3 separate regions of the Homo sapiens genome follow, and regions 1 and 3 are each linked to region 2. Evidence: chromatin loops called from intact Hi-C (ENCODE). Cell type or tissue: gastrocnemius medialis. All regions are shown on one strand.

Evidence for each region. Hi-C counts contacts between places; a loop is a spot of excess contacts. Peaks named below come from ENCODE experiments on the same cell type or tissue, not always from the same donor. Only the 100,000 strongest peaks of a DNase experiment are listed, where the experiment ranks them.
Region 1: it touches region 2 in a loop (2.6-fold over the local background); 3 of 110 quality-filtered maps call a loop at or near these places.
Region 3: a loop joins it to region 2, with 3 times the contacts of the local background. A loop is called at or near these places in 2 of 110 quality-filtered maps.

What each region holds. Positions count from the first base shown.
Region 1 is chr6:31,616,922-31,624,921 of GRCh38, forward strand. AIF1 (allograft inflammatory factor 1) reads left to right here. Exons shown (of 6, transcript NM_001623.5): 6 at 1-94. It overlaps PRRC2A (proline rich coiled-coil 2A), which reads left to right and starts at 3,794. Exons shown (of 31, transcript NM_004638.4): 1 at 3,794-3,937; 2 at 5,769-5,980; 3 at 6,811-6,988; 4 at 7,340-7,439; 5 at 7,529-7,601. The coding sequence starts at 5,869. SNORA38 (small nucleolar RNA, H/ACA box 38) reads left to right here and starts at 6,158; the gene lies at 6,158-6,289. RefSeq lists enhancers at 6,910-7,857, 7,858-8,000. In gastrocnemius medialis, no CTCF peak of the experiment used is centred here; DNase peaks (open chromatin) are centred at 3,170 and 3,620; H3K4me3 peaks cover 2,560 bases; H3K27ac peaks cover 3,725 bases.
Region 2 is chr6:30,612,909-30,620,908 of GRCh38, forward strand. It overlaps PPP1R10 (protein phosphatase 1 regulatory subunit 10), which reads right to left and starts at 4,335. Exons shown (of 20, transcript NM_002714.4): 1 at 4,316-4,335; 2 at 3,570-4,090. It overlaps MRPS18B (mitochondrial ribosomal protein S18B), which reads left to right and starts at 4,932. Exons shown (of 7, transcript NM_014046.4): 1 at 4,932-5,035; 2 at 6,585-6,693; 3 at 6,801-6,898; 4 at 7,013-7,081. The coding sequence starts at 4,958. RefSeq lists an enhancer at 4,593-5,161. In gastrocnemius medialis, no CTCF peak of the experiment used is centred here; DNase peaks (open chromatin) are centred at 2,133, 3,933, 4,513 and 4,873; H3K4me3 peaks cover 5,040 bases; H3K27ac peaks cover 6,487 bases.
Region 3 is chr6:31,826,605-31,834,604 of GRCh38, forward strand. It overlaps HSPA1B (heat shock protein family A (Hsp70) member 1B), which reads left to right and starts at 1,134. Exons shown (of 1, transcript NM_005346.6): 1 at 1,134-3,650. The coding sequence starts at 1,347. The coding sequence ends at 3,272. RefSeq lists enhancers at 62-873, 897-1,526, 1,527-2,155, 7,449-8,000. In gastrocnemius medialis, a CTCF peak has its summit at 3,514 (motif pointing left); DNase peaks (open chromatin) are centred at 407, 977, 4,097, 7,997 and 2 weaker places; H3K4me3 peaks cover 3,418 bases; H3K27ac peaks cover 6,621 bases.

The DNA of each region.
Region 1 (8,000 bases), 1.0 Mb after region 2:
GGGATTGAAGGGGCTTCTAATGACCCAGATATGGAAACAGAAGACAAAATTGTAAGCCAGAGTCAACAAATTAAATAAATTACCCCCTCCTCCAGATCAAGTCAGCTTAGTTTTTATTTGGGTGATTTTTTTCCTGGGTTTGGGAAGGAGAGACAGGTCTTGAGGGAAAGGTGGCAAGGATTTGGCCATATGAACAATCCATCAACAACGCTATAGTGTGTCCACTACAGCAGATGGTTTCACGCACCAAGGGGGATTCCAGCTGTGTAAGACAGCCTTAACCTCAAAGAATGCAGGCAGGTCAAAAACACATGTCCAAACAAGGTACTCAGGCCCATGACAGATTTCATGAAGAGCAAGGAATACCATGAACCAACATTCTCCACCACTATAAGCTTTGTCACTTTGACAAATCACTCAGCCTCTGTGAGGCTTTTTTCTAAAAATGGGGATAAAGTGACCTATGCTATTGTGCCTGACATATCATAAGCCCTCAATAATGTTTAAAACTTGAATGAGCCGGGGCCGATGGCTTATGCCTGTAATCCCAGCACTTTGGGAGGATGGGGTGGGCAGATCACCTGAGGTCAGGAGTTCGAGACCAGCCTGACGAACATGAAGAAACCCCGTCTCTACTAAAAATACAAAATTAGCCTGGTGTGGTGGCGCATGCCTGTAATCCCAGCTACTTGGGAAGCTGAGGCAGGAGAATCTCTTGAACCCAGGAGGTGGAGGTTGTGGTGATCCGAGATCGCATCATTGCACTCCAGCCTGGGCAACTAAAAAGCGAACTCCGTCTCAAAAAAAAAAAACCGAACATACAAACAAACAAAAAACACTTGAATGGGTAGATGAATGAAAGAACTGGTGCTATTAAATAAAGCAAAGAATTTACAGCTGGGCGTGGTGGCTCACGCCTGTAATCCCAGCACTTCAGGAGGCCGAAGCGGGCAGATTACCTGAAATCAGGAGTTGGAGACCAGCCTGGCCAACATGGTGAAACCCCATCTCTACTAAAATACAAAAAATTAGCTGGGCATGGTGGCAGGTGCCTGTAATCCCAGCTACTCGGGAGACTGAGGCAGGAGAATCGCTTGAACCCGGGAGGTGGAGGTTGCGGTGAGCCGAGATCACGCCATGGCACTCCAGCCTGGGTGACAAGAGTGAGACTCTGTCTCAAAAAAAAAAAAAAAAAAAAAAAAAGACTGGAAGGAGAAACTCATTGGAGACAATGACTATGGACATCCCTTTTAAGAATTTTGCTGCAAAGGGTAACAAAACGGTATGTGTGGTAGCCGGCCGGGGAGAAGGGAGAAGAGAATCATTTTGGAAGTTTGAAAACAGAAGTCATCTTAAATCTTACTGAGCCTCTGACTAAAATTCTCATCTGATTTCCGCAAACTTTTCTGCCTTCACTTTTCATAATGAATAAGCCGCCTCCTTTATTTAGCCATATCAGCCTAGGCACAGGCCCCCAAACTCATGCCTCCACTAATCTGTTCTCTGCACCTGAGATGTACACCTTCTTCTGAAACTTGGGTAAGTTCTAACTCGTTCTTCATATCTATTTATTTATATATTTTTGACAGATATCTACTCCGATCATTCTTCATATCATTTTTTTTTTTTTTTCCTGAGATGGAGTCTCATGTTGGCCAGGCTGGTCTCCAACTCCTGACCTCAGGTGACCCACCCACCTTGGCCTCTCAAAGTGCTGGGATTACAGGCGTGAGCCACTGCTCCCGCTCCCGGCCCTTTTTTTCTTCTTTTTCTTTTTTTTTTTTTTTTGAGACGTAGTCTCACTCTGTCGCTAGGCTGGAGTGCAGTGGCGTGATCTCAGCTCACTGCAACCTCCGTCTCCCAGGTTCAAGCGATTCTCCTGCCTCAGCCTCCCAAGTAGCTGAGACTACAGGCACGCGCCACCAGTCCAGCTAATTTTTGTATTTTTAGTAGAGACGGGGTTTTGCCATGTTGGCCAGGATGGTCTCCATTTCTTGACCTTGTGATCTGCCCGCCTCAGCCTCCCAAAGTGCCAGGACTACAGGCATAAGCCACCACGCCCGGCCTCATATCTCTTAATAAGAGTTTTTCTAGAAACATTTCTCAATCACCCCAGGCATAATCATATTTTATTTCTCTACTTCTTTCTTTTTTTTTTTTTTTTGAGATAGAGTTTCGCTCTTGTTGCCCAGGCTGGAGTGCAATGGCACGATCTTGGCTCACCACAACCTCCGCCTCCCAGGTTCAAGCGATTCTCCCGACTCAGCCTCCCGAGTAGCTGGGATCATAGGCATGCGCCACCACGCCTGGGTAATTGTATTTTTAGTAGAGACGGGGTTTCTCCATGTTGGTCAGGCTGGTCTCGAACTCGTGACCTCAGGTGATCCGCCCGCCTGAGCCTCCCAAAGTGCTGGGATTACAGGCGTGAGCCACCGCGCCCATCCTTCTTTTTTTTTTTTTTTTTTTTTTTTTTTTGAGACGTAGTCTTGCTCTGTCACCCAGGCTGGAGTGCAACCTCCGCCTCCCTGGTTCAAGGAATTCTCTGCCTCAGCTTCCCGAGTAGTTGGGATTACAGGCGCCCGCCACCACGTAGGGCAAATTTTTGTATTTTTAGTAGAAATGGGGTTTCATCATGTTGGCCAGGCTGGTCTTGAACTCCTGATCTCGTGATCCACCTGCCTAGGCCTCCCAAAGTGCTGGGATTACAGGCGTGAGCCACCGCGCCAGGCCTTATTTCTCTACTTCTATAATATCCTGTGCATTATCTCCAGCGCCTTCAAATCATAGTCATTGAATGATCTGTTGAATGGGTATAACTCTGATGGGAGCAGAGAGTTCTAGAATCGGGTAGTAAGAGACAAAGGAGGGTAACAGTACTGCATTTCACAAAATGAAACCCATTGTTAAGAAATTACAAATTCCCAATAATTTCAAATATAAAAATTTATTCATGAAAATTATAGGTTATAAAATTAAATGTCCGTCTTAGTCGATGGTTGCCCATATTTTGATGAACGAGTCATTCCTAGCCTATCTTTGTTCAAATGATTTGCATACATTATGCAAATAGGTAGAACTGCCCGAAGAATGCCTACGCTGCGTGGTGCGGACGAAACGCTTCCCGGGGCCTTTGGATTGGTCTGTCTAGCCACCTCATTTGCATGACGTAATATAATAACTGGAAGGCCCCGCCCCTCTGGTGCATTTCCCCGCTCCAACCACCTCCTCAAACTCACGGCAAAGGGATGCGAGAGCTGGAACTCTTACCAGGCCTGCGGAAACTCAGCCCTCCGGCAGCTAATCCCGCCCGCCAGCCCCCGTCCTCTCTCTCTTTCTCCCTAGCTGAAGGCGCCACGGGCCGTGTGTCGTTGCCTTCCACTTTTGGCGTCCCAACGTCTCTCCGCTCCCATCTTTCTACTAACGTCCGACGCACGCTCCGCCTCTTTCTCCCACATTCGTCGTGTAAATTCTGCGTCCCAACCGCCCAGCCGACCTGCACCGCATTCCCGCCCCCTCAACACGGCTCAACGGCCGACGCTGGGGGCCCGCCTCCTTAGCCAATCGGGGTCCTAGTGCCCTTAAGTCCCTCCTCTTTATGCAAATAACCTCCGCATGCTCCGCGCGCCCGGCCCTTTTTTTTTTTTTTTTAAACTAAAGACAGCCCTGGAAGTAGAGGGTTAGGGTAGAAAGTGCCCCGCCCTTTATGCAAATTAAGGGGCGTGTCTAGGCGCGGAGGGAGGTGGGAGGTGGGAGGGGGTGCTCCCGGGGGCGGCGGTTGCCCGGATGGGCCGTTAGTCGGGGCTCAGCCGCGGAGTGAGCGAGGGAGACGGGAGGAGCCGAACCCGGCGCCATCCGCCGCCATCCTCCCCCGCCCCACCGCCATCCCGTCCCGGGGAGCCCCTAGGCCCGGGTCCCGGATCCCCGCGCACCCGGCCAGGTGAGTCTGGGTGAACCGTGCGCTGACGCCCTTTTCCGGCGCGGGAGAGGTGGTGGCGGTGGCGGTGGCGGCGGCGGCGGCGGTGGTGGGCCGGGGGGAGGAGAAGCTGCCATTAGCCGCCGCCATTTTGTCCTCCTGCTGCCGGGCCTGCTTGCCCCTCCCCCTCCGGTACCTCTACTCCGGGACCCGCACCTCCGGCAGTTCATTCAGGATCCGTAGTCTGCCCCTAACCACCCACCGTCTTGGCTTCAGGGGGTGACCCCTGCGCCTGGGTCCGTAACTCCCTACCCTCCGCTGCGCTCCTGGCTTTTCACCCCCATTTGTGGGCCCCCTCCCCGGCTGCCGCCCCGTGGTGGTGGGCCGCGCCCGACGGTTCTCTCGGAAGGGCGCTTTTCCTCCATATTGGACCCCCTCCTATCATCCAGCGCTGTGTTCCCCCCTCTGGACGCCCCTCTTCGTGTCGAGCCACTCCCACTCTAGAATCCTGCTTTTATCCCAGCATCTTTGCTTTCTATGTTGCTCAGTCGCCCTATGTCTGCTTTTTCATTTTTCCTGTTCCTCGTCTCCTTTCTCCCCCAACCCCGTTTTTCTTCTTGGGCCTCTGCCCCCTTACTTCGTTGTCTACATCCTTTTTTTTTTTGCCATTCCTGTTTCCATATATTTTCCACCTGCTTTCGTATTCATTATTTTCTGTTAGTTTTGGTCTATTCGCTACATGACTCTTGTATTCGTTTTCCCTTCATATATTTATCTTCACAGATTGGCCTCCTCAAACACCTACGAAGCAACATCCATCTTATCTCTAGCTTGTCATAAAGTTCTTTCTCCCCAATTTTAGCTTTCATTCTGGGCCTGTCTGGATTTCCCTGCTTTCTTCCCCACTATTTCTCATCTCTTTACACTGTTCCCGTCCATAAACGAATGCCTGGTCACTCTGGAATGGACTGAGAGACCTGTCGTCCGGCTTGCTTAGGGAGCTGGAGGTATCGAGTAAAGAAACACTGGTGATGGACATTTTTAATGAGGATAGGAAAACGAAGATGGCTCTGGCCTTGGCCCTCTGTTTTCTGGCCCATGGTTACAGGGTGCTAAGGTGGCTCCATAATGCTTTTTCTCAGTTCTTCATATGGTAAAACAGTATTTCATCTGGAGGCGATTTTTTCCAGGAGCCAATACAGGAGCAAGTTTAGGAAAAGATGGGATATTTCAAATACTTGAGGTTCCTATAGCCTGGGAGTATGTACAGCCCTAGTTGTTCTATGAGGATTTCTCTGGTACCAACCCCCATTCCGGCTGAGCAAGCTCATAAAATCCTTAAACTCCCAGCATACCTTCCTGCAAACCTTCCCAGATGGACACGAGGCTGCTGGGCTGGGAGCCTGGGGTACAGGGCCCTGGGGGCATGATTAGGGAGCTTGTGTCCAATAAACAGGGAATCTAAAGTGTTGTTTCTTCTTCTCTGATGGAATTGTATGCTTCTTTTTTAGTTTTCTCTTGCTTGAATTTGTCCTGTTGTAAGTCTCTGAAACGATTTTGGTGGAGAGAGAAGAGATTATTACTTGTAGGGAATTACTCTTTGTAGACAGGCACAAAGGGCAGAGTGTTTATACTAGGAGGATGCTGGATTTTTACTTAGATTTCCTTGACAAAGGTGTCTGGGGGAAAGGAGGGAACATGGCATTTGAGCTATGAGGGAGCTAAGTAGATCATGGTTGCTTGAGAAGAGTGGGCAGTTTACATAGACTGGAGGAAAAGACACCAGAGGGCCTCATATCTGAGTCCCTAATGATAATGCAATGGAGTTTTTAAGTTTCTGTTATGGTCTGTACAGGGGACAGAGACTGAGACACTTGCTGTCTGGCCCACAGGCTCTGGCACGTTTTGGGGGAGGTGCCTGCAGGACCCAACATACTCAATGAGCTTCCAGCGCAATGTCCGATCGCTCGGGGCCGACTGCCAAGGGAAAGGATGGAAAGAAGTATTCCTCGCTCAACCTGTTTGATACGTATAAGGGCAAGTCCTTAGAGATCCAGAAACCCGCTGGTGAGAGTCCTGCAAAGATGCTTCTGATGGTTGAAAGCTAGGCATGCATGGGGCATACGTTTTAGAGCTCTTTAAAGGGAAGTGGCTGTAGTAGAAATACCAAAAGACTAGAGGAGATTTCCCAACTTTACACTGGGTCCTTTAAAGGGGGTGTGGGCTCTGGGTGAACACCAGTTATCCTCCTACAAAGGCGTGTCTGTGGTTCCCTGTCTTTGGACACGTAAGAATTGGAGGAAAATAAATGTGGATTTGGGAAACTTTGAGGCCAGCTTGCTTCTTGCAGGCTCATGATCAACCAATCTCACATAAAAGTATTGAATGTTACATATCTCAGCCTTCTTGATAGGGATTTCATAGATTTTTTTTTTTTTTTTTTTTTTTTTGAGACCAAGTTTAGCTCCTGTTGCCCAGGCTGGAGTGCAATGGTGTGATCTTGACTTACCACAACCTCCACCTCCTGGGTTTAAGCGATTATCCTGCCTCAGCCTCCTGAGTAGCTGGGATTACAGGCATGCGCCACCACACCCGGCTAATTTTGTGTTTTTAGTAGAGACAGGGTTTCTCCATTTTGGTCAAGCTGGTCTTGAACTCCTGACCTCAGGTGATCCGCCTGCCTCGGCCTGCCAAAGTGCTGGGATTGCAAAGTGTGAGCCACCACAATCAGCGCGATTTCAGAGATTATTAAGGGCAGGGGAAGGAATCCCTTCTAAGAGAAGTTTGGAGGAAGTAGGTAATAAAATATTCAACATGTATAAATGTGTCCCAGGATAGGAGGCCATCAGATCTCCCACATGAGGCATTTTCGACCCTCTCTCCGTCTTGTTCTCCAGTTGCCCCTCGCCATGGCCTGCAGAGTCTCGGGAAAGTTGCCATTGCCCGGCGTATGCCACCTCCAGCCAACCTTCCAAGCCTGAAAGCCGAGAACAAAGGCAATGACCCCAATGTCTCACTAGTGCCAAAAGACGGAACAGGATGGGCAAGCAAACAGGAGCAGTCCGACCCCAAGAGGTAGACAGAGGCTTGGGGGACCTAGAGTGATGGGTATTTTAACTTGAACTTCAGGGAGCATTGGGGCTTGGTTTAGTCCAGCCACGTCTGAGCCAGAGACGAAGAGGTCCCTTTCTTACCTATTGCAGGTTCCTTGTTAAATGACTAAGGAATGGTACTAAACTTTAGCTTTTTGTCTTGGAGAGAGAGCATGAAAAAATAGACAACAGCCTACAAAGGATGACAAAATTAATTTGTCCTTATATTTGTAAATGGTAGCAATGGGCATGATTTCAGTCCTGAGTCTCCACCAGTTGGAGAAGTCAGGGAGGCATCTCAGGTGTGAATAACCTTCCCATTCTGTCCCCTCAGTTCCGATGCCTCAACCGCTCAGCCGCCGGAATCGCAGCCACTGCCGGCTTCACAGACGCCTGCCTCCAACCAGCCGAAACGACCCCCAGCAGCCCCCGAGGTACCTGGAGAACTGGAGGGGTGGGGAGGAAGAATGGTTCATAGCTGCCCCACCCACATCATTTATCATCTTTCTGAACACTTCCCCAGAACACTCCTTTGGTTCCAAGCGGGGTAAAGTCCTGGGCACAAGCCAGCGTCACCCATGGAGCACATGGAGATGGTGAGTGCAGCACTTAATTGGGGAGCTGTGTCTGGGCACCATGGGATGCATGAACCCTGCACTGTATTTTCAGCCAAGTGACCTTGGTCCTCTTTGGCTAAATCAAGGACCACCCATATTCAGTTTCATGGAGGCACATGAGCAAGTTTAAGTCTCAGTCTTATATGATGGAGTGTAGTGGTGCCAGAACTGACCTCCTTGGGGAATAAGCAGTTATTCTGTAGGGGGGTGAGTTTGAAGGCGGGAAACCTGATGGTCTGGTACCTGTCAGAGCCTTCCACTTTTTTTTTTTTTGAGACGGAGTCTCATTCTGTCACCCAGGCTGGAGTGCAGTGGCGCAATCTCGGCTCACTGCAACCTCTGCCTCCTGGGTTCAAGCGATTTTCCTGCCTCAGCCTC
Region 2 (8,000 bases):
GAAAGCTTAAGAAAGCTTTCTGGAACCACAAGTAATCCACGGCATGATTATGTCTTCTTTTAATGAGCTGCTATTTTCTTGACTGCAGAACATACAGAAGGTGGGGAGTGAGGTAGCAACCCCCTGGCCTACCTCCACCTCATCCTAAGCTATGCGTTCCTTATGGAGAATGTTTCAGGCAGAGCCATACTCTACTGGCACAAGGCATTGGGGAATTTTCTACCATTTTTACCAGAGATAAACGTCTGTGACACCAACTCCTGCCTTCAAAATGAATTTTACTTGAGGGTTATTCAATTAAATAGGGTGAAAAAATATCCAGCATAGCTAAAGTTATTCCACACCCATCACCAATGAAACAGGACTGAATTGGTTCAGGATAAAAATTCTGTGCAAGTCAGAGCTCTTTAAAAAATAACTGTCTTCTAACAAAAGGAGAAAAAAGTCCCAAATTTACCTTAATTTAGAGGCACTTCTGGAAATGAAAATGATTTGTACCTAACCCCTTATGTTCCCCTTCCTTTCTTCAGTGTTTTAGGCACTTCCTAGTTTGACACAATAGTGGACTGAATTATGTCTCTCAGGTGATTCATCACAAGGTCATAGCTTTCTTCCAAGTAGTAAGCCCCTACCCCTCAGTCATTTTGCAAACCTGATACATGAGCTCCTCAAAAGCTTATCTGCCTTCCAATAAAGATGCAAAATGATATACCACCCTGACTCATAGAAAAAGACCCCAGACTAGAACTCTGGCCACAAACTACAAGGATCAGGTTTTCCAAGATTTTCTGAATGGATGTGGTTCCCCTAGTAGACCTGGCTTCCCATCTCCCATGTTAAGGAAGATCTTCTTTATTAATCCCCTGGCTCACTAGAGATCAGGAACCCCAGTGGGTAGAATGTTCAGCTCCCAAGGAAGATATGCTGCAGAGGCACATGGCAAACTGCTTAAAAGAAAAAAACAAAACAAAACAAAAAAAGCTTGTAGTCAACAGACATGTGAAGAGTCCCTCCCATCCAATCCAGAAGCTTAAGTAATAATTTGAGAATCTGTACCCAGTAGGAAGTTAGCCCTAAGTCTCACCCAGGTCACCAGAGGGCAGTTATACTTTCCAATTCTGCCTAGAACCTCCACGCTTCAGTGCAGGACTTTTAAAAATTAAAATTATATGGAGAGTCTGATAAAGATTTGACTTTGAAAAATTTGGGGGAAGAAAGGAACCAGACACCCAATACCACCCTCAGATAGGGCATGGCTTCTGAACATGCACCAAATGCCACAGCACTGCATGAGTTGAAAAATGAAGAGGACATCATTTTTTCATTAATGCTTTTAGGAATTTCTTTTAGAAGGGAAGGAAAAAGAAATTCAAAAAAGGTGGCTCTTTGGGGAAAAAAAAAAAATGAAAGTTGTGAAATGTAATACCAGAAAGGTTTTGCTTACCAGAAACCGTAGCTTGATTCCCCCTGCCTTGAGTTTACAACTGCCGCCTCCTTTCCTAAAGATTCACTTCTTATCCTAGTACCAATGTACAGGAACTAATCAAGTGCAGAACGTGATACAGCACTGAATACAGTTTATCCCCAAACTGAGAGGTGGGAATGAGGGCGATTTAGAAGAAAGTCCTAAAAGTACCCACCTTCCCCCGATTCTCATTACACAAAGCGACCAAATGCAGGAGGCCCACTGGTTCCTAAGCAGAAATGGCACACTTCAGTGTCATTAGGCCCGTTTATCTCCAAGTTACTCTTGCAAGCCCTTGTGTCTTTCCCATCTCCCTCTACACACATATATACATACACACACGCTCACACACATCCTCAAAGCTTCCCAGTCTTAGGTTTGCCTGTTTTTTCACCCCTGGCAGCTGAAGTGGGGAAAAATTACAAGCAGTTGTGATGAGTGAAGGAAAGTGAAAATAAAAACTGGTTCTATAAAAACTAGAACTACACAGAGATGGACAGCCTTGATACTTAATTCCTATAAGCTCCTATCCCTTTAAGATATTTTATATAATGAAAATAAGGAAAATGTCTTCTCCCTAGCAGCAACGAGCACAGGCAGTGCAAAAGCATCTGCTCAGGGGTGGAGCTTCAAGAGGGTGGAGAGAGGAGGAAGAAAGCTGATTACATCACCTTTCAAGGCTGCTCCTCCCACTTGACCAAGTTTCTAGGGCGGCCCTAAGCTCAGGATGGCAAAAGGGGGAGAAAAACAACAAAGACGGAGGGACGCCATTTTGTAATGGAGAAAGAGGACTTAAACTAAAAAGCCACCCGGCTCTGCCGGTAGCTTCAGTTACATTATAAAACACCTTTTTAGTAAAAAAAAAAAAAAAAAAAATCAAAAACCAGTTCCCCATCGTGAATAATCTTTGACCTATTTTGATCAGTAAGAGCGTAGTGAAAATTAAAGCAATTAAAATATTAAAAAGAACAATTTTCTGCAGGGAAGAACTGAATTTGCAACGGAGGTTCAACCGGCTACCATCGACCACCCCCATCCTCCCTATAGAGGGAAAGGGGGAGGAAGGACTTGGACCCCTCTCAACAAATAGGGTTGAGGTGGGAGGACAGGAAAAAAAATGGGTCAAGACACAACCTGCAACGCCGCTTGGAAGACAAAAGGACAAGGAAAGTCGCCATATTGAAGCAGGGAAGAAAAAAATTCCTTTTAACGACACAAATCTTTTAGAAAGCTAGCATTCAATTGCACTAAATGGCTTTTAAAATTATACTCCTAAATTCCACATTTCCCAACCTTTCCACCCTCTATTTAACTGTACCTCCCCCACCAAAAAATATCAAGTTAAAATGTTAATCACTCTTTTGCTTTTAAATACCTATGCAATCTGCAACAATTATAAGACATTCTTTACCTCCCCAACTATTATCTTGTATGTACTGGCACTAAGATTATATTTTGTCCTAAGTGTCTTGCAATCTTTATTCCTAGATTGCCACCTATTTTAACCACACAAATATACCCCAAGCAAATTACATTAAAATTGAGAGGATTTAACAGTCATTTAAAAAGTTATAGCGAGCTATTACTTCTCTCTGCCCATCTCCTTACCCTGCAATCTTTATGTACAGATTGCTTATTAATCTGGCAAATTGAAAGGCACCCTGCTTGTCTCACACACAAAGAAGTGGTACTTCTGGGCCACAAGATCCACCATCTCTTGTATGTGAGCTCATTAACCCTTTTGAAGACTGCTGCTAACCAGAGGAAGGTAACCATTCCTCCTTATATAAACACATATGGCTTTGGCAGTCTGGAAATTGGCTGGATTACCAAGGGTTAACCATCAAAATCCTCACTTGCTGGCCCTCCCTCCACCCTCTCTTTGCCTGCAGCAAGGCAGGGAAGAGATAGGTGGTAGGGGAGAGAGAACAAGACTGTTTAGACCCACAGGCCCTTTTTAATGGAGATTAAGTGACCAGATTGGTCCTTCTCCAGTTCTCTATTTGTTCTATGGTCTCATTTCTTCCTCTCATTATTTTTGGTTTCACAACGGGAAACGTTGATTTCTTGTTGCAAGGCTGGTTTTTGAAAATTCGACACTTACTATCCAATTTTTTTGCGACGTCAGCACCTCGGGCTCAGGGGGGAGGGGGTAAAATTTTGGAGGAAAAAAAATAAAACAACCAACCAGGACCCAAAACTCAATTATTTAGGGGGCCTCATTGGATCAAAAAGTCTTTTAAAAAATAAAGGCCAACTCAGTATTCATTTCCCCCCCACCCAACTCCATTTAGGGAGGGGGGTCGCAGAAAAAAGTTCTGAGTGGATTCAAAAAAGTAAACGCTGGATGAGTGAATTTGGGTGGTTTGGGAAGGGAGGGTGGTTGATTATTTTTGAAGTTATGTAGTGACGGTCCTTCGGCCACAGATTTCAAGTCCCAAGCAGCGTGGGCTGGTGGGGTGGGCAAGATAGGTGGGAAGGGGCAGAAGACACAAGTGGTTGGGCTGGTGGCTGCTGTTTTCCCTTTCCCCCCTCTCTCAGGATCCTTTCAAGGGCTTAGATGTTGCTGCGGCTTGTTTCTGTTTTCCTCGTGGCCGGCCTGTCTTTCTCCGAGAAAATTCAAACCTGGGATAAAAGGAACACAAGGGAGAAAGATGTAATCAGTACGGGTTGCTTCAAAACACTCACAAATGCCATCTTTGTTGTCCCCAAACAAACCTGTGTCCCATCCTGATCGCAACCGCTTTAAGCCGTGGCTCTCAAATGAACCCATCCATCCCTATCCCGCTTCCCAGATCCAACGCTCTCCGCAAAATTTTACCCACTAGACGACAAAGTAGGCAAACTTACCTCTAAACGAACCCCAGAATGGCGGCCGCCCGCTCGGGTGGAGTCTTTTATACCCGGACGCCGCCCAACGCGCCCAAACGTGCTAGTGAAACGCCCTTGTCGCGAGACATTATACGCGAGGCGTGAACTCATTGGTCAACCCAAATGACAACTCGCCAACTGATTGGCTACTCTCACTTCACCTTTGCTCCGCCCCTTTCCCTGGCACTCTCTTCCGCCTCCTTCCTGCCTCCCTGTCGCGTGCGCGTGACCAGGAGCCTAGCACCTCCCTTTCCTCTGCTTCCGCCACTTCCGCCCTGGAGAACATTTCTCACCCAGGATTGGTAGAAACCTAAGAGCGCATGCGCACTGAGAGGATACCGCTAAAAATCGCCTTCAAAATTGCTTAAAAGGCAAACTTTAACAATGCGATCTAAGAGTCGTAGTGACTGGCCAAAAAAAACCGCAATTTTGGGGTCTAATTCGATTGTGACGCAGTTGAAATTAGCTTCTCCCCCATGCCTTCCCTTTCACGCTTCCGTCCTGACGCAAACGTGGGGCCGCCTTCCGCACTGCGGGCTTGTCCTTGGCCCTGCCCTACTCAGTTTCCTGAAGCATGCGCAGTTGCCTTTCCGTCAATTCCTGTCCTGGGCGTACGTCAAGATGGCGGCGTCTGTATTAAACACCGTGCTGAGGCGGCTTCCTATGCTATCTCTCTTCCGAGGTTCTCACAGAGTTCAGGTAACTCTTCGAAAGACATTTTGCACAACCTCAAGTTGGTTATACCTTCTCGAGGTTGTCGCTCCACTGTCAGGAATCCACGAGTGGAGACCTTCCCACGTGTGTCTTAGCTGTCTAGGCAGTACTTCCTGCAACCCCCCCCCCACACCCCGCGCATTTTCTAATCCCGAGCCGAGGACTAAACGCCAGGGTTAGGTATCATCCTTTTTCCAAAATGCCATTTCAGTAAAATAACTTAAGTGATGGAATTGACCCCTGTCCACCCTCAGTCATGCATAACCAGCTTTTTAAAAATTATTTAACTAATTAAGGGGCCATGCTAATCTCTGTATCGTTGCAATTTTAGCATAACATATGTACTCCCCAAGCGAGCGCCACAACCAGCTGTTAACTATGCAAGTGGTGACTAAATCTGTGTTGCTCTGGAATGTCCTTGGGGAAATTAGGGATCCCAATTTCTACCAACCTTGCTATTTCTCAATAAGGTCAGGATATATTCTTACGACCTGAGGACAGTTTCTCAGCTCTCTTTATTAAATCAGTTTCTTATCGGAGTTATGAGAGCTTAACTCCGTCCTTTGAATTGAGGTTTCCCTCCAGTCTTGTGTACTCACCTCTCTGGAGGTTCTTGGTGGGGCACGGTGAGATAGGAAGGCTTGCCCAGCTGCCACTCCCTAAAGTGGGACTGAAGAGTGGTGACAGAGGTCAACACAGAAATAATAACAGCCTTGGTAGCTTTAAAACTAGCGTTAGGACTCAAGTTTGTTCTGCCCTGTAGAATGTTGACCTTCAGCTTTTATGAAAATGGGCAACTCAGTGACTTCATTGGATTGATTTGGAGACTCACCTGTCTTCTGCATCCCCTCCCCACCACACATCTTAGTTCCAAGAACCTAGATATCCTTCCTCTTACTTTATTCTTCCACCAGAGTCAATTTATTTCCAAAAAGCAAGAATACCTTTTATGTACTAGATTTTTTTTTCTTTTTTCTTTACACGAAATCTCACTCTGTTGCCAGGTTGGAGTGTAGTGGCGCAATCTTGGCTCACTGCAACCTCCGCCTCCCGGGTTCAAGTGATTCTCTTGCCTCAGCCTCCCGAGTAGCTGGGACTACAGGCGCATGCCACCACGCCGAACTAATTTTTGTATTTTTAGTAGAGATAAGGTTTCACCATGTTGGCCAGGATGGTCTCGATGTCTTGACCTCATGATCCGCCTGCCTGGGCCTCCCAAAGTGCTGGGATTACAGACGTGAGCCACTGCGCCCGGCCTTGTACTAGACTTTTTATTTGTCTTCTGAAATAAGATTGTTTTTTAGGCATATATCCCCTAACTTAGCTTTTCTTTCAGGATCCAATTGTAGAAAAGGAGAGTGGTTGTTGATTTATGTCAATTTAAACCCAACAAAAATACTTAACTTACATATGCATTCCTGTTATATTCCATTAATGCAGTATGTGTGCATTCCTCCTTTCCAAAGTGTGATAAGCAAAACAATTTAGTCCTTTCCTTAAACTCATTCTTTTATTTTTTTCTTCTCCTTTGTAGGTTCCCCTCCAGACTCTTTGCACCAAAGCTCCCTCTGAGGAAGATTCTTTGTCCTCAGTTCCCATTTCTCCTTATAAGGATGAGCCCTGGAAATATCTGGAATCAGAAGGTACCTCTAAAGGGGGAAAGGGAGGGTCAGATAGGATTTGAGATAAGTGGACAGAGCCACCCACTACACTCCCACCCAGGAATAACTTGTATGATCTTTCATTTCAGAATACCAGGAGCGATATGGTTCTCGCCCCGTCTGGGCTGACTACCGCCGCAACCACAAGGGTGGTGTACCCCCACAGCGGACTCGGAAGACATGTATTGTGAGTTTCTGAGAGTGGGATGTGGAGTGCGGGGAGGCCACAAGTAACAGTAACAGCAGCACTTTTTCTGACGTGTTTGAACATCCTTAACTGCTGTTTTTTTTCTCTCTACAGCGTCGGAATAAAGTTGTTGGGAATCCCTGCCCCATCTGTCGAGATCACAAGTTGCATGTTGACTTTAGGGTAAGGAGAGTCTTTTCTTTTTAGGGTAAGAAAAATAAAGATTAGGGGCTGGGCGCGGTGGCTCACGCCTGTAATCCCAGCACTTTGGGAGGCCAAGGCAGGTGGATCATGAGGTCAGGAGATCAAGACCATCCTGGCTAACACGGTGAAACCCCGTCTCTACTAAAAATACAAAAAATTAGCCGGTTGTGGTGGCGGGCGCCTGTAGTCCCAGCTACTCAGGAGGCTGAGGCAGGAGAATGGCGTGAACCCGGGAGGCAGAGCTTGCGGTGAGCTGAGATCGCATCACCGCACTCTAGCCTGGGCGACAGAGTGAGACTCCGTCTCAAAAAAAAAATAAAATAAAATAAAAAAAATTAAAAAGAAAAATAAAGATTAGGAGCCCCTTTGCAGTGCCAAAGAGATTACTGTAGGTGCCCCACACTTCGTATATCCAGGAGGCCCTACAGTCCGTTTTATAGTAACTGTTTCTGGCATTATAAAAACATCCCTCCAGCCTTTTACCTTCTACTATGGATTGTACTGAAAGTTTTATCCTATGCCTATGAAATTTACAGTCTAAATTGGCAGGTAAGAGAAATGGCTGTTTTTTTTTTTTGAGACGGAGTCTTACTCTGTTGCCAAGGCTGGAGTGCAGTGGCGTGATCTCAGCTCACTGCAACCTCCGCCTTCTGGGTTCAAGCGATTCTCCCGCCTCAGCCTCCCAAGTAGCTGTAACTACAGGCTTGTGCCACCAAGCCCAGCTATTTTTTGTATTTTTAGTAGAGACAGAGTTTCACCATATTGGCCAGGCTGGTCTCAAACTCCTGACCTTGTGACCCACCCGCCTCGGCCTCCCAAAATGCTGGGATTACAGGTGTGAGCCACCACACCCAGCCAGCGAAATGGCTATTTCTAGTGGGAGAGCCAATATCCAAAG
Region 3 (8,000 bases), 1.2 Mb after region 2:
CTTTCCAGCATCACTCCACACAGTTTGCTTAAAGAGGGCCACCTGCCAAACAGCTGTAGTATGTGATGTTAAAGAGAGCTAAACACCCCCCGCACCTCCCTCCCAGGGTCACCATCTTGTTAAATTTGACCTAAAAACGGTAACAGCCTAGGGGTTTCAGGGACAGACAGAAAATCTTACTCGGGACTGTGAGGTCCTACTTCTACACACCGTCCAGGAGTGAACCAGGAATTGAGAAAGTAGGAAGGAGGTGTCCCAGACCCCAAGCTAGGAATGGGGAGGGAAATGGAGGAATCCCAAATGCCTTAAGGACGGCCTACATACTAAGGAAAATTTTTTTCTAACTCCTGGTTGCAGCTGAGGGGAGCGGCTGAGGGCGGGGACAGGGGTGCGGCGGACCCACTGCTCCCATTACCCGACCAGCGCCTCCCTTCCTCCTTGGATGGGTGCCCCTGTCTTGCTAAGAACTGCCTGTTTACACAACTGCTTTCCTTGTGAAAATTTAAAGGCTCCTATTCCCAGTTGTTCTATCCTTGTAGGTTAAAGATTATGTCAAAAACTATATTGCATTATCTCTTTCCTTCTCCTTCCCATTAAGACGGAAAAAACATCCGGGAGAGCCGGTCCGTTTCTCAGGCAGACTAGGCCATTAGGTGCCTCGGAGAAAGGACCCAAGGCTGCTCCGTCCTTCACAGACACAGTCCAATCAGAGTTTCCCAGGCACATCGATGCACCGCCTCCTTCGAGAAACAAGGTAACTTTCGGGTTCTGGTTGTCTCCAAAGTCATCCGACCAATCTCGCACCGCCCAGAGCGGGCCCTTCCTGTCAATTACCTACTGAAGGGCAGGCGGCCAGCATCGCCATGGAGACCAACACCCTTCCCACCACCACTCCCCCTTTCTCTCAGGGCCCCTGTCCCCTCCAGTGAATCCCAGAAGACTCTGGAGAGTTCTGAGCAGAGGGCGGCACCCTGCCCTCTGATTGGTCCAAGGAAGGCTGGGGGGCAGGACGGGAGGCGAAACCCCTGGAATATTCCCGACCTGGCAGCCTCATCGAGCTTGGTGATTGGCTCAGAAGGGGAAAGGCGGGTCTCCACGACGACTTATAAAAGCCGAGGGGCGCGCGGTCCGGAAAACGGCCAGCCTGAGGAGCTGCTGCGAGGGTCCGCTTCGTCTTTCGAGAGTGACTCCCGCGGTCCCAAGGCTTTCCAGAGCGAACCTGTGCGGCTGCAGGCACCGGCGTGTTGAGTTTCCGGCGTTCCGAAGGACTGAGCTCTTGTCGCGGATCCCGTCCGCCGTTTCCAGCCCCCAGTCTCAGAGCGGAGCCCACAGAGCAGGGCACCGGCATGGCCAAAGCCGCGGCGATCGGCATCGACCTGGGCACCACCTACTCCTGCGTGGGGGTGTTCCAACACGGCAAGGTGGAGATCATCGCCAACGACCAGGGCAACCGCACCACCCCCAGCTACGTGGCCTTCACGGACACCGAGCGGCTCATCGGGGATGCGGCCAAGAACCAGGTGGCGCTGAACCCGCAGAACACCGTGTTTGACGCGAAGCGGCTGATTGGCCGCAAGTTCGGCGACCCGGTGGTGCAGTCGGACATGAAGCACTGGCCTTTCCAGGTGATCAACGACGGAGACAAGCCCAAGGTGCAGGTGAGCTACAAGGGGGAGACCAAGGCATTCTACCCCGAGGAGATCTCGTCCATGGTGCTGACCAAGATGAAGGAGATCGCCGAGGCGTACCTGGGCTACCCGGTGACCAACGCGGTGATCACCGTGCCGGCCTACTTCAACGACTCGCAGCGCCAGGCCACCAAGGATGCGGGTGTGATCGCGGGGCTCAACGTGCTGCGGATCATCAACGAGCCCACGGCCGCCGCCATCGCCTACGGCCTGGACAGAACGGGCAAGGGGGAGCGCAACGTGCTCATCTTTGACCTGGGCGGGGGCACCTTCGACGTGTCCATCCTGACGATCGACGACGGCATCTTCGAGGTGAAGGCCACGGCCGGGGACACCCACCTGGGTGGGGAGGACTTTGACAACAGGCTGGTGAACCACTTCGTGGAGGAGTTCAAGAGAAAACACAAGAAGGACATCAGCCAGAACAAGCGAGCCGTGAGGCGGCTGCGCACCGCCTGCGAGAGGGCCAAGAGGACCCTGTCGTCCAGCACCCAGGCCAGCCTGGAGATCGACTCCCTGTTTGAGGGCATCGACTTCTACACGTCCATCACCAGGGCGAGGTTCGAGGAGCTGTGCTCCGACCTGTTCCGAAGCACCCTGGAGCCCGTGGAGAAGGCTCTGCGCGACGCCAAGCTGGACAAGGCCCAGATTCACGACCTGGTCCTGGTCGGGGGCTCCACCCGCATCCCCAAGGTGCAGAAGCTGCTGCAGGACTTCTTCAACGGGCGCGACCTGAACAAGAGCATCAACCCCGACGAGGCTGTGGCCTACGGGGCGGCGGTGCAGGCGGCCATCCTGATGGGGGACAAGTCCGAGAACGTGCAGGACCTGCTGCTGCTGGACGTGGCTCCCCTGTCGCTGGGGCTGGAGACGGCCGGAGGCGTGATGACTGCCCTGATCAAGCGCAACTCCACCATCCCCACCAAGCAGACGCAGATCTTCACCACCTACTCCGACAACCAACCCGGGGTGCTGATCCAGGTGTACGAGGGCGAGAGGGCCATGACGAAAGACAACAATCTGTTGGGGCGCTTCGAGCTGAGCGGCATCCCTCCGGCCCCCAGGGGCGTGCCCCAGATCGAGGTGACCTTCGACATCGATGCCAACGGCATCCTGAACGTCACGGCCACGGACAAGAGCACCGGCAAGGCCAACAAGATCACCATCACCAACGACAAGGGCCGCCTGAGCAAGGAGGAGATCGAGCGCATGGTGCAGGAGGCGGAGAAGTACAAAGCGGAGGACGAGGTGCAGCGCGAGAGGGTGTCAGCCAAGAACGCCCTGGAGTCCTACGCCTTCAACATGAAGAGCGCCGTGGAGGATGAGGGGCTCAAGGGCAAGATCAGCGAGGCGGACAAGAAGAAGGTTCTGGACAAGTGTCAAGAGGTCATCTCGTGGCTGGACGCCAACACCTTGGCCGAGAAGGACGAGTTTGAGCACAAGAGGAAGGAGCTGGAGCAGGTGTGTAACCCCATCATCAGCGGACTGTACCAGGGTGCCGGTGGTCCCGGGCCTGGCGGCTTCGGGGCTCAGGGTCCCAAGGGAGGGTCTGGGTCAGGCCCTACCATTGAGGAGGTGGATTAGGGGCCTTTGTTCTTTAGTATGTTTGTCTTTGAGGTGGACTGTTGGGACTCAAGGACTTTGCTGCTGTTTTCCTATGTCATTTCTGCTTCAGCTCTTTGCTGCTTCACTTCTTTGTAAAGTTGTAACCTGATGGTAATTAGCTGGCTTCATTATTTTTGTAGTACAACCGATATGTTCATTAGAATTCTTTGCATTTAATGTTGATACTGTAAGGGTGTTTCGTTCCCTTTAAATGAATCAACACTGCCACCTTCTGTACGAGTTTGTTTGTTTTTTTTTTTTTTTTTTTTTTTTGCTTGGCGAAAACACTACAAAGGCTGGGAATGTATGTTTTTATAATTTGTTTATTTAAATATGAAAAATAAAATGTTAAACTTTTTCTTGTCTGTTAATATGTGAAGATAATGGATATTTGCGGAGGGATAGTGTCTGAATACCATCTATCTTTATAGTCTGAAAAGAACAGTACTGCTGAAGAGTTATACGTGTAGGAGTTAGAGCTACACATATTTTTGTTTGGGCTTAATTGTGGGCCTTAAGAGAAATTGCAGGTGCCCGTCTTGATTAGAGTGGGGCTTGTTTCAGGGAAAAGTCGGATGGCAGCTGCAAAACGGTATTGGAGGGGTGGTTGAGGTGGGTTCACTGGGGCGGGGAGGGGAGGGGTGGTGCTGAGATGGGATTATGGTGGTTTTCTCTCCCTCTTCTACTTAGTGAGCGGAGTCCACAAAAAAATGCTGACTTTTTTTTTTTTTTTTTTTGAGACGGAGTCTCACTCTCACTCTTGTCGCCCAGGCTGGAGTGCAGTGGCGCAATCTCAGCTCACGGTAACTTCCGCCTCCCGGGTTCAAGCGATTCTCCTGCCTCAGCCTCCTGAGTAACTGGGACTACAGGCGCCTGCCACCACGCCTGGCTAATTTTTTGTATTTTTGGTAGAGACAGGGTTTTACCGTGTTAGCCAGGATGGTCTCAATCTCCTGACCTCGGCTCATATTCATTTATATGTGGAATCTAAACAGTAGAACTCAGAAGCAGAGAAGTGGTGGTCACCAAGGGCTGTGGGATGGGGGAATGGGGAGACGTGCAAGGGAAACAAAGCCTTAGTCAGGAGAAATAAATTGTATTTTTTTTTTTTTGAAACGGGATATTGCTCTGTCACCCAGGCTGGAGCACAGTAGAGCTCACTGTAGTCTCAAACTCCTGGGTTCAAGCAATCCTCCCACCTTAGCCTCCTGAGTACTGGGTCTACAGGTATGTGCCATCATGCTCAGCTAATTTTTTGTATTTTGTAGAGACGAAGTCTTGCTGTGTTGCCCAGGTTGGTCTCGAACTCTTCAGCTCAAGCGATCCCCTTGTCTAGTCCTCCCAAAGTGCTGGGATTATAGGCGTGAGCCACTGTGCCCTGCCAGTTTTTGTGTTTTTTTTTGGGGGGGTGGTGGGTGGAGGGTATATATTGCATGGCATGGTGAAAATAGTTAATAGTGTATTGTATATTTCAAAATTTCAAATGTTCTTGTCACAAAAATATTTGAGGTGATATGTTAATTAGCTTGATTTAATTACTCCATATTGTGTTAATAACTACTTTGTACCAATATATGCAACTAAAGTTTGTCAATTTACAAAAAGAATTTAAAAATCAAATAAAATGGGCCAGGTGCGATGGCTCATGCCTATAATCCCAGAATTTAGGGAGGGTGAGGTGGGCGGATCACTTGAGGTCCGGAGTTCAAAACCAGCCTGGCCAACATAGCGAAAACCCATCTCTACAAAAAACAATAGAATTAGCTGGCCGGGCGTGGGGGCTCACGCCTGTAATCCCAGCACTTTGGGAGACCGAGGTGGGACGGTTGGATCACCTAAGGTCAGGAGTTCCAGACCAGCCTGGTCAACATGGTGAAACCCTGTCTCTACTAGGTGGGCACGGTGGGGCATGTCTATAATCCCAGCTACATGGAAGGCTGAGGAAGGAGAATCACTTGAACCCTGGAGGCGGAGGTTGTAGTGAGTTGAGATTGCGCCACTGTACTCCACCCTGGGTGACAGAGCAATACTTCATCTCAAAAAAACATAAATAAAACGGTTAAAGTCCTGTGTTGCACCTTTGTGTAAATCCTTACCCTCTAGGGTTTTAAAATGTTTTAAATCCTTAAAACGTTTTAAGGATTACATAATACTGGAAATCCTCCTTGAAAGTGTATAAAAGAAAAGGAATATAGTAAGTTTCTTTGGTTTTGGGGCCAAGTTTTTTTTTTTTTTTTTTTTTTTTGAGACAGAGTTTCACTTTTGTTGCCCAGGCTGGAGTACAGTGGAGCAATCTCGGCTCACTGCAACCTCTACCTCCCAGGTTCAAACGATTCTCCTGCCTCAGCCTCCCAAGTAGCTGGGATTACAGGCACCGGCCACTATGCTCAGCTAATTTTTTGTATTTTTAGTACAGACGAGGTTTCCGCCATGTTGGGCAGGCTGGTCTCGAACTCCTGACCTCAGGTGATCTGCCTGCCTTGGCCTCCCAAAGTGCTGGGATTATAGGCGTGAGCCACTATGCCCGGCCCTTGGGCCAATTCTTAAAGGCCTGTTTTATTAATGAAAGAGATGAACTAGGCCAGGCGCGGTGGCTCACACCTATAATCCCAGCACTTTGGGAGGCCGAGGCGGGCGGATCACCTGAGGTCTGGAGTTCGAGACCAGCCTGACCAACATGGAGAAACCCCATCTCTACTAAAAATACAAAATTAGCCGGGTGTGGTGGCGCATGCCTGTAATCCCAGCTACCCTGGAGGCTGAGGCAGGAGAATGGCTTGAACCTGGGAGGCGGAGGTTGCTGTGAGCCGAGATCGCGCCATTGCACTCCAGCCTGGGCAACAAGAGCGAAACTCTGTCTCAAAAAAAAAAAAAAAAAAAAAAAGAGGAACTAAAGCCTCTGACCATAGCACTTAGTAAAGGCAGCTTAACTGCCAAAACAGCAGGAATTAGGGCTTTCTGTATATATATATATTTTTTTTAAGGCAGGGTCTCACTCTGTTGCCCAGGCTAGAGTGCAGTGGTATGATCACGGTTCATGGCAGCCTCGACCTCCTGGGCTCAATTGATCCTTAGCCTCCTGATTAGCTGGGACTACACGTGTATGCCACCACCCATAGCTAATCTTTTTTTTATATACTTGCCAGGCAGTAGAGGGAACAAATACTTTAGCTTTGAGCCATGGCTCTCCACCGTAATGGAACAATAAAACGATTAAGGGATGCTAAAAAAATACAGATGCCAGGCCTCTCTCAGGCCAATTCAGAATCTCAAAGAGGGCAGTGTAGACATTTAAAGCTGCCCAGGTGTTTGTAATTTGCAGCCAATGTGGAGAAAACCACTGAACTGGGCTGGCCACGGTGGCTCACGCCTGTAATCCCAGCACTTTGGGAGGCCGAGGTGGGAGGATCACTGAGGTTCACCAGTTCAAAACCAGCCTGGGCCAACATGGTGAAAACCCCTGTCTCTACTAAAAATATATAAAATTAACTGGGTGTGGTGGCAGATGCCTGTAATCTCAGCTACTCAGGAGGCTGAGGCAAGAGAATCACTTGAACCCGGGAGGCAGAGGTTGTAGTAAGCCGAGATCATGCCACTGCACTCCAATCTGGGTAACAGAGCAAGACCCTATCTCAAAAAAAAAAAAAAAGAAAAAGAAAAAAAAAAAAAGGAAGAGGCCAGGCTCGGTGGCTCACACCTATAATCCTGGCACTTTGTGGAGGCCTAGGCAGGCAAATCACCTGAAGTCAGGAGTTCGAGACCAGCCTGGCTTACATGGTGAAACCCTGACTCTACTAAAAATATAAAAATTAGCCAGGCATGGTTGTGTGCACCTGTAATCCTTGCTACTTCGGAGGCTGAGGCAGGAAAATCGCTTGAACCGAGGAAGCGGAGGTTGCAGTGAGCCGAGATCCCGCCACTGCTCTCCAGCCTGGGCAACAGAGTCAGACTCCGTCTCAAAAAAGAAAAAGATACCAACACACACAACACACATCACCAAACATCATACGCGTTTATAAATGGGGGCGATAGGAAAGGGTCCAGAAAGGATTTGAAATGACTTATGAGTTTCAATAATTTTTTTTTTTTTGAGACAGAGTCTCGCCCTGTCGCCCAGGCTGGAGTGCAGTGGCGCAATCTCGGCTCACTGCAAGCTCGGCGTCCTGGGTTCACGCCATTTTCCTGCCTCAGCCTCCCGAGTAGCTGGGACTACAGGCGCCGCCACCACACTCTGCTAATTTTTTTTTAGTAGAGACGGGGTTTCACCGTGTTAGCCAGGATGGTCTCGATCTCCTGACCTCGTGATCCACCTGCCTCGGCCTCTCAAAGTGCTGGGATTACAGGCGTGAGCCACCGCGCCCGGCCTAATTTTTAAATAAATAGAGACGGGGGTTGGGTGTCACTATTTGCCCAGGCTGGTCCCGAACTCCGGGCCTCAAATGATCCTCTGCCTGGGCCTGTCCAAAGTGTTGAGATTACAGGCGTGACCTATTACGTCCGACCTGCCTTTTGGGTTTTTGGTTTTTGTTTTGTTTTGTTTAATTGAAGGTTAGGGTGCCTGACAGTCTGCGGGATCGAACTGGGAGGCAAATTCAGATTTCGCTGGGGGAACGGAGTGCGAAGTGTCAGGGTAGCTGGACGCTAAACTGGCGCAGCTGCGCGCGCCCGCGCGCGCGCGGGAAGAGTCCCAGGGTCATTAACGGACCA